Regions from separate parts of the Homo sapiens genome. Here region 2 is linked to region 1. A link is an interaction called in ENCODE POLR2A ChIA-PET data of the cell type or tissue named here. Cell type or tissue: MCF 10A. All regions are shown on one strand. Each heading gives the region's core, and the rest is flanking DNA. Links, peaks and the distances in the headings are about the cores only. Region 1 overlaps NPTN (neuroplastin). Region 2 overlaps NPTN (neuroplastin).

What was found. Peaks named below come from ENCODE experiments on the same cell type or tissue, not always from the same donor. Only the 100,000 strongest peaks of a DNase experiment are listed, where the experiment ranks them.
Region 2: POLR2A ChIA-PET joins it to region 1 with 5 read pairs; 10 of 35 experiments call an interaction of 5 or more read pairs at or near these places.

Annotation. Positions count from the first base shown.
Region 1 is chr15:73,573,504-73,578,886 of GRCh38, forward strand. NPTN (neuroplastin) reads right to left here. Exons shown (of 9, transcript NM_012428.4): 5 at 159-292. Among named protein-coding and RNA genes, the nearest start is that of NPTN-IT1, 6.7 kb to the left of the region's middle. In MCF 10A, for the core only: no CTCF peak of the experiment used is centred there; DNase peaks (open chromatin) are centred at 288, 2,288 and 2,608.
Region 2 is chr15:73,626,152-73,631,534 of GRCh38, forward strand. All of the region lies in intron 1 of NPTN (neuroplastin), which reads right to left. Among named protein-coding and RNA genes, the nearest start is that of NPTN, 4.5 kb to the right of the region's middle. In MCF 10A, for the core only: no CTCF peak of the experiment used is centred there; no DNase peak of the experiment used is centred there.

The DNA.
Region 1 (5,383 bases), core at 187-5,186:
TGACCTCTTGATTCATGCTGTAAACCGTGACTCTAGAAAGGGTGACCCTCGCCATGCACACATCCGAGGATACAGCTACTACAGTAACTGACCCACGTGTCTGGACCTCTGCAGGGAAAACTCCAGCAACCAGAGACCCGGGCCTGCCTCCTACTCACCATGGGCATCCCGTTCTCCTTCTTGCGCCATATCCAGTCTGGGTGGGGGTAGCCAACTGACTTGCAATACATAGTGGCATCCTGCCCTTCATTCTTGTTCTCACTCCGTTTATGGCCAGTGATGTCAGGAGCGGCTGTGAGAAAGCGTTAGACGCAGTTACCACGGAAGTCTACTCCAAACAGGATACAAAGGCCCCACCTTCTGGCTCAGAGCCCTGCTTGTAATGTAGTCAGTCTTTATGCTTACTGTCATACTCAGCTTTGATGAAGAGCATTTCAGGTCAGAATAGGGTAAAGGGACCAAACCCATCCTCTACCCCCCACCCGCTAAAGATGCCCAGGCAGATACCAGGGTTACTAATATATGAGGCTCTACTAATGTAGGTGATTCTCCAACCTACTGGAAAAGGATGCAGGTCCAACTGCCCTCAATTAAGCCTACCTTTAAAGAAAATGCAAACAAACACTATTATCTCTTCTATCGGCCCAAGTTTTTTCTTAAAACACCTGCATGAACAACAGTTATGCATCCTGTCAAATATCACACATTCCCTTAAGGAAATGAGATTCTGAGATAAAACAACTACAATCAAGTCCTATTACAAGGTATGTAAAAACAATGAATGCTTGGAGAAGCTACTCAATAAGTAACAATGACCAAGGCTCTCCCAGGAAAGAGGGAATCCAGAAACTGGTCTTCACAAGGAGGAAGAAAGGAATGAACAGGAAATTCAACCAGTGTCCCAAGAGATTTTTTTTTTAATTGAATGACTGATTGAGATGGGGTCTTATTCTATCGTCCAGGCTGGAGCATAGTGGCATGATCGCTGCTCACTGTAGCCTCAAGCTCCTGGGCTTAAGTGATCCTCAGCTCCCGAGTAACTAGAACTACAGGCACATGCCACTACACCTGGTTAATTTTTAAATTTCTTGTATAGACGGGGTCTTACTATATTGCCCAGGCTGGTCCTGAACTCCTGACCTCAAGTGATCCTCTCACCTTGGCCTCCCAAAGTGCTGGGATTACAGGTGTTTGCATCTGCACCTGGCCCTAAGACCTTTTATTAACAACTTAAGAATCTGCCTTGGACACCTGATTTGCAACAGTTTCCTAGACTGAACCCAATATAGAAGGAATTTCAAGACATGCTAGAGGCCGTTGGTCTTCTCTATTTATAGGGATCACTTAGGAAGAAATAAACAACAACTGTAGTCTAAAAATTAAGTAAGTTTCAAGGATCAAAGAAGCCTGAGATAAAAGCGAATTCTTTGGATTTAGCTTTATTTTATCATAACTATATTACCCGCCAATGCTTCACCAGTTACAGTAATTTTTTTGGAGACAGAGTTTCGCTCTTGTCGCCTAGGCTGGAGTGCAATGGTGTGATCTTGGCTCACTGCAACCTCCAACTCCTGGTTTCAAGCGATTCTCCTGCCTCAGCCTCCTGAGTAGCTGGGATTACAGGCATGTGCCACCATGCCCAGCTAATTTTGTATTTTTAGGAGAGATGGGGTTTCATCATGTTGGTCAGGCTGGTCTTGAACTCCTGACCTCAGGTGTTCTGCCCGCGTTGGCCTCCCAAAGTGTTGGGATTACAGGCGTGAGCCATCACGCCCGGCTAATTTTGTATTTTTAGGAGAGATGGGGTTTCACCATGTTGGTCAGGCCGGTCTCGAACTGCTAACCTCAGATGATCTGCCCGCCTCAGCCTCCCAAAGTGTTGGGATTACAGGCGTGAGCCACCACGCCCAGCCGGGTTACAGTAATCTGAGAGCAATAAAAGTCAAAGCAGGCTGGATGTCACTCTGTTATCCAAGATAGGAAAGAGAATCGATATGCCTTGGTCCCAATTCCAGTTTTGTTGGTTCTTTCGTTATTCTGGGCTTTGCTGCTACAGCCATTATCAAATGGAGACACCTCGTGTCCTTGTCTACCTCCCAGTGTTCTTGGGTAGATGAACAGGATGTCAAAACATTCATCTTGAGACTGTAGAAGCCTGTACTATTGCATTGGGGCTAATCTCATGTTCCACCTTTGACTGGCTTGGTTTTTCTTGGCTTAAAAACAATGCAAAGTCCTACTAGTCACAGAATGTGCTTCCCAGGCACAAACTGGTTTTAGACTCACCCTCCAGAGGCACCTGGATGGGCATGCACTGGGCAAGGCCCCAAGCTGTCTCTGTAACCAGTCCCTGCCAAACTGAGGCCTGCTGAGTAACACTCAGTGTGAAGTGTTTTCTAGATAGTACGTTTCAAAGGAAATATCTTTTTTTTTCCAGGCAAAGTTTCTTACTACAGAAGGAAGTGGTCAACCTGGCTCTATCTCATTCCCACAAAGCCGAACTTTTCCCACAGCTACTCAGTCACTTCTTAGGCTGACTGTTCAACCTGGTCACCCTTTCTCAGAGCTTACTTCAGTCCATAAATTCCAAGCACTCCAAGGAGCAGGCTCCATAGCCACACAGGACCCAGCATGCCCGAAGGGTTACCATGTGCTGCTCCAGCCAGCCATGCTTCATTCATCTGGCAAACACCTGCTGAGCACCCACTACACACCAGATATGTCAGACTGGTTGGGTAAGGCTTTTGTGATGAGATGAACTTTAGCATGGTCGTGAAGAAAATAAGGGAGTATATACAAGGTTCCTGACCTGTGGTAAGTAAAGAATGTATTTTTTCTTTTTTGAGATGCAGTCTCTCTCTGTTGGCCAGGCTGGAATGCAGTGGTGTGATCTTGGTTCACTGCAACCTCCACCTTCCGGGTTCAAGTGATTCTTCTGCCTTGGCCTCCCAAGTAGCTAGGATTATAGGCATCTGCCACCATACCTGGCTAATTTTTGTATTTTTAGTAGAGATGGGGTTTCACCATGTTGGCCAGGCTGGTCTCAAACTACTGACCTGAAGTGATCCACCCGCCTCAGCCTCCCAAAGTGCTGGGTTTACAGGTGTGAGCCACTGCGCCTGGCTAAGAATGTCACTTTCTAACAGGCCAGGAACCCCAAGTTATCTTGGGACCTCAAGAGGAGAGGAATTTGCCCAACTCGTAAGTATTTGAGGGTACAAACCCATGGCTGGGCTCGACTTTTTAACAGTCTTATCTGAGATTCTTCATGGAACAGAGTTCTGTCAAAGCCAATTTAAAAAGCCTAAGTGAAAAATAACTACTCTTGCTGCACTTTATGCAAATAATCAGGCCAAGTACAGTAAGAATAAGTTTATTTTATAAATAAATCAGTTCTATCATGATTTGTTTTTAATAAAAATGGGGACTGGAGAGAGAAAAATTACGCTTCAAAAGAAAAACTATAGTATACTGTTGTTAGCTGTTCTTGAGGTTTTTTTCTGCAGTTTAGATGAAATTCTAAATTCTTTGTGGGTTGGAAGTCCCCAAACTAATGCTTTCAAATCTTTGCTTTTAAAATTGGGAATTGTACTCCTCATCCTAGGACTCGTTATTTACCTTACAGTAGGCTGTTCACTTAAACACTGTAGTAAAACTATAGATGAGAGTAGTAATGTTTTTCCCACACAAGCCTTGGAATCCTAGCCAGGCCTGCATGAGTACACTCAGACAGTTACAAGGTGGTTCCACTCTTCTCACCTTGGGGTTCACTCCCATTCCCACAATGTCCCCTATCAGCAGGAAGAAGCCAGAGTGATCTACGGCCTTTTGCCATCTTCAGAGCCTACACCTTAAGATTAAGGTGTTATAAAACCCAAAGGGAGAGACTGAAACCGTCTTTGCAAAATTATGACTGAGACAGGGAAAGAGATCGAACTTAACTGCTTCATCTTACTTCTAACCTCCAAGCTGTCCTTGTTCACTCCTGGGCGCAGGCTGAACTAACTTTGGGAGAAACTTATAGTTTAAACAAAGATGGTAACAACCCTTTCCCAAAACAGACTCCCTTCTTGCCTGGGGACTAGATTGCCTTTGTAGAACTAACATTAGACACAAGATTAGAAATTATGGTTTAGGAGTCATGCAGCTGGAAGCTACAAGATTCTGACCCTCCCTAAACTGCTCCTAAGATCAGTGCTTGAGATATTTTGCAGACCTTGCACTTGATGGATCAGCTGGCCCCACCCAGATCAATAAACTGGCTCATCTGATCCTGTGACCCCCACCCAGGAACTGACTGAGCACAAGAAGTCAGCTCTGACTCCCTGTGATTTCAGCTCTAACCAATCAGCACTCCTGGCTCACTGGCTTCCCCCAACCACCAAGTTATCCTTAGAAACTCTGCTCCCTGAATGCTAGGGGAGACTGATTTGAATAGTAATAAAACTCTGGTCTCCCAGCAAAAAAGAAAAGAAGGGAGTAGGTCACACATATCTGTAGGAAGAACACTCTAGGTCGAGGGAAATGCAAAGGTCTTGAGGTAGGATTGTGCTTGTTATGTACAAGGAACAGCAAAGAGGATTTGATTGGAACATAGTAAGCAAGGAGAAGAGAGCAGGAAATAAAAGAAATCAGAGAGACTGGGGACCCAGATTAGACAGGACTTTGTAGGCCACCATAATGACTTTGGCAGTTACAGTGAGTCAGCCGGGAAGCCACTGGTGAATACTATGTGCAGGTATAAAATGATGGGTGTGTTTTAACAGGCTCCCCGTGGCTACTATGTGAACAAGAACTGCAGAGACAGCAGTGGAAGCAAGACCAAGCAGGAGGCTATTACAGTAACCCAGGCAAGGGAGAGGCTGGTTTCCATGGGGGCAGTAACAGTGGAAATAAGGAGAAATGGTGAGATTCCAGGTATATTTTGGAGGTTGAGTTAACATATTTGCTAATAGATTGAATGTGGACTGTGAGAAGAAAAGGAGTCAAGGATGACACCAAGGTTTTGGCCTGTGTAACTGTGAGAATGGAGTTGACAGTTACTAAGATGAGGAAAATTGCAAAAGAATAAGAGTGTTTTTTGTTTGCTTAATCTTAGTTTGTTTTGTTAAAAGACTGAGAAACAGTGGTGGTAAAAACCAGAAGGTCAAGGTCTAGAACATGGTAAGTTTAAGATACTTATTTAACATATGGCTAGGTGTGGTGGCTGGCTAGGTGCAGTGGCTCACACCTGTAATCCCAGCACTTTGGGAGGCCGAGGTGGGCGGATCACCTAAGGTCAGGAGTTTGAGACCAGCCTGGCCAACCTGGTGAAACCTTGTCTCTACAAAAATACAAAAATTAGCCAGGCATAATGGCAGGTGCCTGTAATCCCAGCTACTTG
Region 2 (5,383 bases), core at 154-5,153, 53 kb after region 1:
TCATTGTCTCTTTATTAGTCAACCACTTTCAGCCAACAGAAAGATCATAAAATACCTACCTACCTGGCAGGAATATTCACTTCTTTATTCACACTGGCAATTTTCCCAGCAAGTTTAATATAAGATCTCTGCATAACAGACACGGTTCTGCCTCCCTTGAAACAAGAACTGCAAGGGTTGTCTGAAGTAGATTTAGAGGCATTTAGATTTCAAAACAGTGCATGCCTCAAAGTTAATTTTCATTATATTCAAAAGTAAGTTTCTAAAAACTTTTAAACAGAAAGTGTTATCATCTCTGAGCCTTTAACCTATTGGAGACAGTATCTAAGCTATAAGGGCAAGATATTTAGTAATTTTTAGAACTGAAAGGAAATTTAGACATCATCTAGTCCAATGGTTTCCAAATCCTACCATCAGGAAGAAAAGAATCTCAAAGGCATAACAATTTATATATGCAAAACAAACTCTTACTTGTGTGTTTTCCTGTATCTTCCTGCACATGAAATACTATGCCTTATTAGTATTCTATCAGGAAAGGATGTGACATTTCGTTATGCATTTTATATTTAATCACATTTAGTATGTGAGTATCCATTTAGATATGATTAAAACTATTGGTACGATTTGGGACTTAATGCTTTCTAATTATAGAAACTTACATAATATATCCAACCCTAATACTTTCAGAGTGATTTCATACCATCTCATTTATATTTCACTGTCTAGTAAATTTGAAGTAATACCTGGGTGACCGATGATTTTTAATAAGGCAAGAGAAGGATATCCAAATTGGCATATTTCAGCCGGGCACAGTGGCTCACACCTGTAATCACAGCACTTTGGGAGGCCGAGGTGGGCAGATCACCTAAGGTCAGGAGTTCGAGATCAGCCTGGCCAACATGGCGAAACTCCATTTCTACTAAAAATCCAAAAATTAGCTGAGTATGGTGGCTGGCGCCTGTAATCCCAGCTACTCAGGAAGCTGAGGCAGGGAGAATTGCTTGAACCCAGAAGGTGGAGGTTGCAGTGAGCTGAGATCATGCCACTGCACTCCAGCCTGGGCAACAGAGCAAGACTCCATCTTTAAAAAAAAATTGACATATTTCTGGAAAATACCATAAAGTATATCATAAAGCTCCAGTAGTTAAGATTATTTGGTAGGAAGGCTAGTCTTAAAACATTCCATAATTGTTTCAGAAATGCAAGAGAATACCATTTAGTGCTTTTTAGTACAAGAAACTCAATACAAAATGTTTCCCTCGAGCTGACTACATTCTATTTTAATGAACAGATAACACTCAGTTTATTTATTTGAAAAACAAGAAACACAACAAGAAAACAGCAGGTATCTGAGGAATATTAAATGTCTCCCCTAACTTACTGTGTGCAAGTAAATTTACATACGTAGGAAATTCTTTAAATATTTAGAAAACCCCATTTCTATACAGATAGACAAAAGTTCTGAGCAATCAGGTCAAAATAATCTCAAATTAATAAGAGTTGATTGATAAATGTTTGCCTTTGTACATACACAAAAGCAAACAAAAGTTAGGCCTACTTTCAGTTTCAGACAATATAATAAATTGAAATTAAATACAAATTTTGACTCTCCTTCCTAAACTGAATAGATCCTTAAAAAGCAGATATATTTTACTTGTGTATTCACTCTTTTAAATTTAGACATCAATATCACTAGAATAATGTTTTTACACAAGATCACTTTTAAATTCAGTAAGAAGTTTTGTTATGTATATAAGCCTAAAATATGTAACCATTTATAACCAATTAATTTTACTGGAGGGGTTTCCTGTCTTCCCGAAGTTAATCCTTACCAACTAAAATTAGGAATTTTGAAAAAAAAAATCCATAAAAATTTCACAAACAAGCTTACAAATGCATTATCTAAGGTGCTTAAAATTAAACTCCATATTATGAACAACATTTTAAAAATTTGTATAAAATGATAATGTTTTGTTTAAAGAGGCATACTGAAAGCTAAGCCAATTTTTCACAGGAGGTGATTCTCCAACATTATTTTAACTTTGATGTGTGAATTTACTTTAGAGGTCCCTGGTCTATTTACTCTTTCTGACAGCTTATATTTTTCCGGATGCTCCTCAAACAAAGATTCATTCCTCATTCTTGCATCCTGCTTTTCTCCTTGTACTACTGCAGCCTTTCTTCTGTCTTTCCCTTTCTCTTACAACTTCATTCTCTACTTCTGATCCTGTCCAGATTGTACTCTCACTGCAAACAGTAAATTGAATAGAATACATCAGAACGATTTTCATAAAATTCACTTTTCCAAAACTACTCTGCATAATTTTATTCAAACTTTTGTTGAACATCTCTTGTATGGTATCCAACATGGTCACTCACTGTTTCTCTACATACTTCATTTTAATAGATATTAGCACTTTATCTCCTTCCCGAATCGTTGTAAAAAACCTTTACACAGACCCAGCAAGTTTCAGAGTTTACACACAAAACATCTTACTTTTAAAAAGTACCTCAGACTAATGAAAAACAATGTTCAAACTGACAGAGCACTTTTCTAATTACATTTGGTCATCTTTCAAGGCCCAATTAAATCTTTTTTTAATTTAAATAATTATTTTTATTTAAACTTTATTTTAAAGTTAAAATAAAGATAATATAATGTTGCTTTTTATTAATGTCTAAAGGCATATTCCACAAAAGAAACTGTTTCACATCAAATCTGTATTAATGAGAAAAAACAATGGGATTCCCTTAAAACAGTCTAATTTCTCATAAGGATCTGTATTAATCAAGCGAAGTCAGACCTGTAATGAATTCCAACCTCACATCTAAGGGGTTTTATTTCCTTTTGTGGTTTTAAATCTTGGTATATTCACAAGTTAAGCTCTACTGCGTCTGGCAACACAAAAACCCATCTGTATCTCTTTCTAATTTGGATCCAGTAACCTTGTAAAACAAACCCAGGGAATGGGTCCTGATGTAGTAACATGGCCTATCCTCCCAGACCGAACCAATTTCTCATGCCTGGGTGCTGCATTATATCAGTAGTGACATTTTAGCCAGTAGCCTGAGAGACTGAAAGCCTGTGATCTCCTTAGGAAGGGCTTTATGTCAAGGCAAACTATTTCTTCTGGTCAAATCTTATTTGGATTATTTCAAAATTTTTTGCTTGACATTCGGCATGTCATTTGTGCCACAGCTGCCATAGATAAGATGTGTCTTCTGTTGCTCATTTCAGTTCAAAGAGGAAACACGCAATCAATTAGCAAATACACCTCTAAAAATGTACTCAGTGAGAGAAAATTGCTAAACCACTGAAGCAAACAGCCCTTGACAGAAAAGAAAAAGATCCATGAATCATCTAATGCAAATACTGGCATTATTACAAAGCACAATGTTCACAACTATCTAGTATCACCCAAACAAAATGGTTTCTAAAATTTAGGTCGTTAAAAATAAGATTCATTAGATTCCTTATTTTCCTCCATTGAACAGTGTTAATTTTGTGATGTCATATTTTCCATATGAATATATTACGTTTTTACACACCACTCCACATTCATTAATTCAGCTAACATCTATAACACTCCCACTGTGTGCCGGGTACCACACTCTATTTCTCTTATTCACAACAATAATACTCTATGAGAAAGTGATACCTGGCCCACTTGAAAGATTTGGTTCACAGAAAAAAAAGAAAAAAAAAAGCCATAAAGTCTCTCCCAGAAACTCAAATAAAAATATTAACTTCCTCACCAGAATTGGCAATTGCAGACACAGTGCAGCTGGTCACTTTTCTGAGAAAGTTACATAAGCAAAAGCACAAATCTCTATGTGGGGCCTTCAAATGGCCTATTTACCATGACAGCAGCATTAACAATCAAGTTTTCAATATACACATGAAGAAAAATAAATAAAAAATAATGCTCCTTTTTAAAGGATAGTAGTAATAGCTAACATGTACTGAGACTCAGGCTGAAATCTAAGCGGTCATTATCTCATTTAATCCTCACATCATCCCTAGGGAATGGACATGATTGTAATCTCCACTTTACAGATGATGAACTGATGAAACTGAAGTTTGCATTACTCAAGATCACTCAGCTACTGACAGCTGGAACTCAAACCTGAGTCTGTCACCGTCCAAAGCCTGCACTCTTGATCATCACATTATACTGCTTTGTTTACACTCACTCAATTGCAGTCTAATGCTTTTGAATGTCTTATAAGGTTACTTTTTAGAACAAGTTCCTCTTTAAACTACCATTTTGATGATACATATAGAAGTCAACAAATAAGGATTTTACTTGGAATTGGTCTTACAAGTTTAAATTCTTGGATGAGAAACAAAATCCATCTGAATGAAAGCCCTGAATGTCCACAACAATGGGTCAGAAACTCACTGGAGCTTCAAGAGACCTTGAGAGTCATACAGGCCAAATTCTTCATTTTAGGAATAATGAAACAAATGCCTTTTGAAAAACATCTATATTCAATCTAAACTACTACATTCCCAATTCAGAGATACTTGTGAGTTTTTTTCTCCAGTCATTTAAATAGAAAATCTAACATTTCTAACATTTCAACATCATGCACAAGCAAGGTATCCCTTTTTGAAAGCACTGTAAGAAAACACAAACTCCATGACATGAAGTCAGATCACTGCAGGGCTATTTATTACCAGCTGAAAGCTTGAATATTATAATAAGACATGTTATATAGAAAGCTATAAAATGGCATCCATAACTATAGGAACTCAAACTCAAAAATAGCCATCTCTTCCTTGAATTAAATTTACATTCATTTGGGTCAACCAGCAGCTCAGCTTCATTTCATCGGTCATGTCATGTGACTGAATTCAAGCTCATTTCAAGGGAAAGGCCGTTCTATGCTGTATTTAGAACACATATCACTGAGCAGACAGATGAGTCTTTATAGGCCTATCCAGAAACCTTGCTTTAGTTGCTAAGAAACTACAATTTTACCGTATTATAAATCATTGGAAAAAAGCTAAGCCAGCAGAGATTAAACATGTTAAGATCAAGAATCTCTCACCTATTGTGCAAAATGAAACTATGCTATTACCATAAACTGAATAGCTAAAATTAGCATTAGGCTTCTTTAAGTCATGTTGACACAGTCGAAAAACTGATAAGACAAATAAGACTAACTCTACCCTGCCTTCCACAGTGGACTCATGCTTAGAGGAAAACAGGAAAAATACCCAATACACTTAGCATATTCAATGCTAGAGACAGAAAAAATGTTTCCTTCCTGACCCCTGCAGTGATATCCAAGGCCATGAAGCACACATAAAATTTGGTACTACGAACACATATTTAACTGATGGATATTGTCAATCCTTTATTCGTTTTAGGAATAA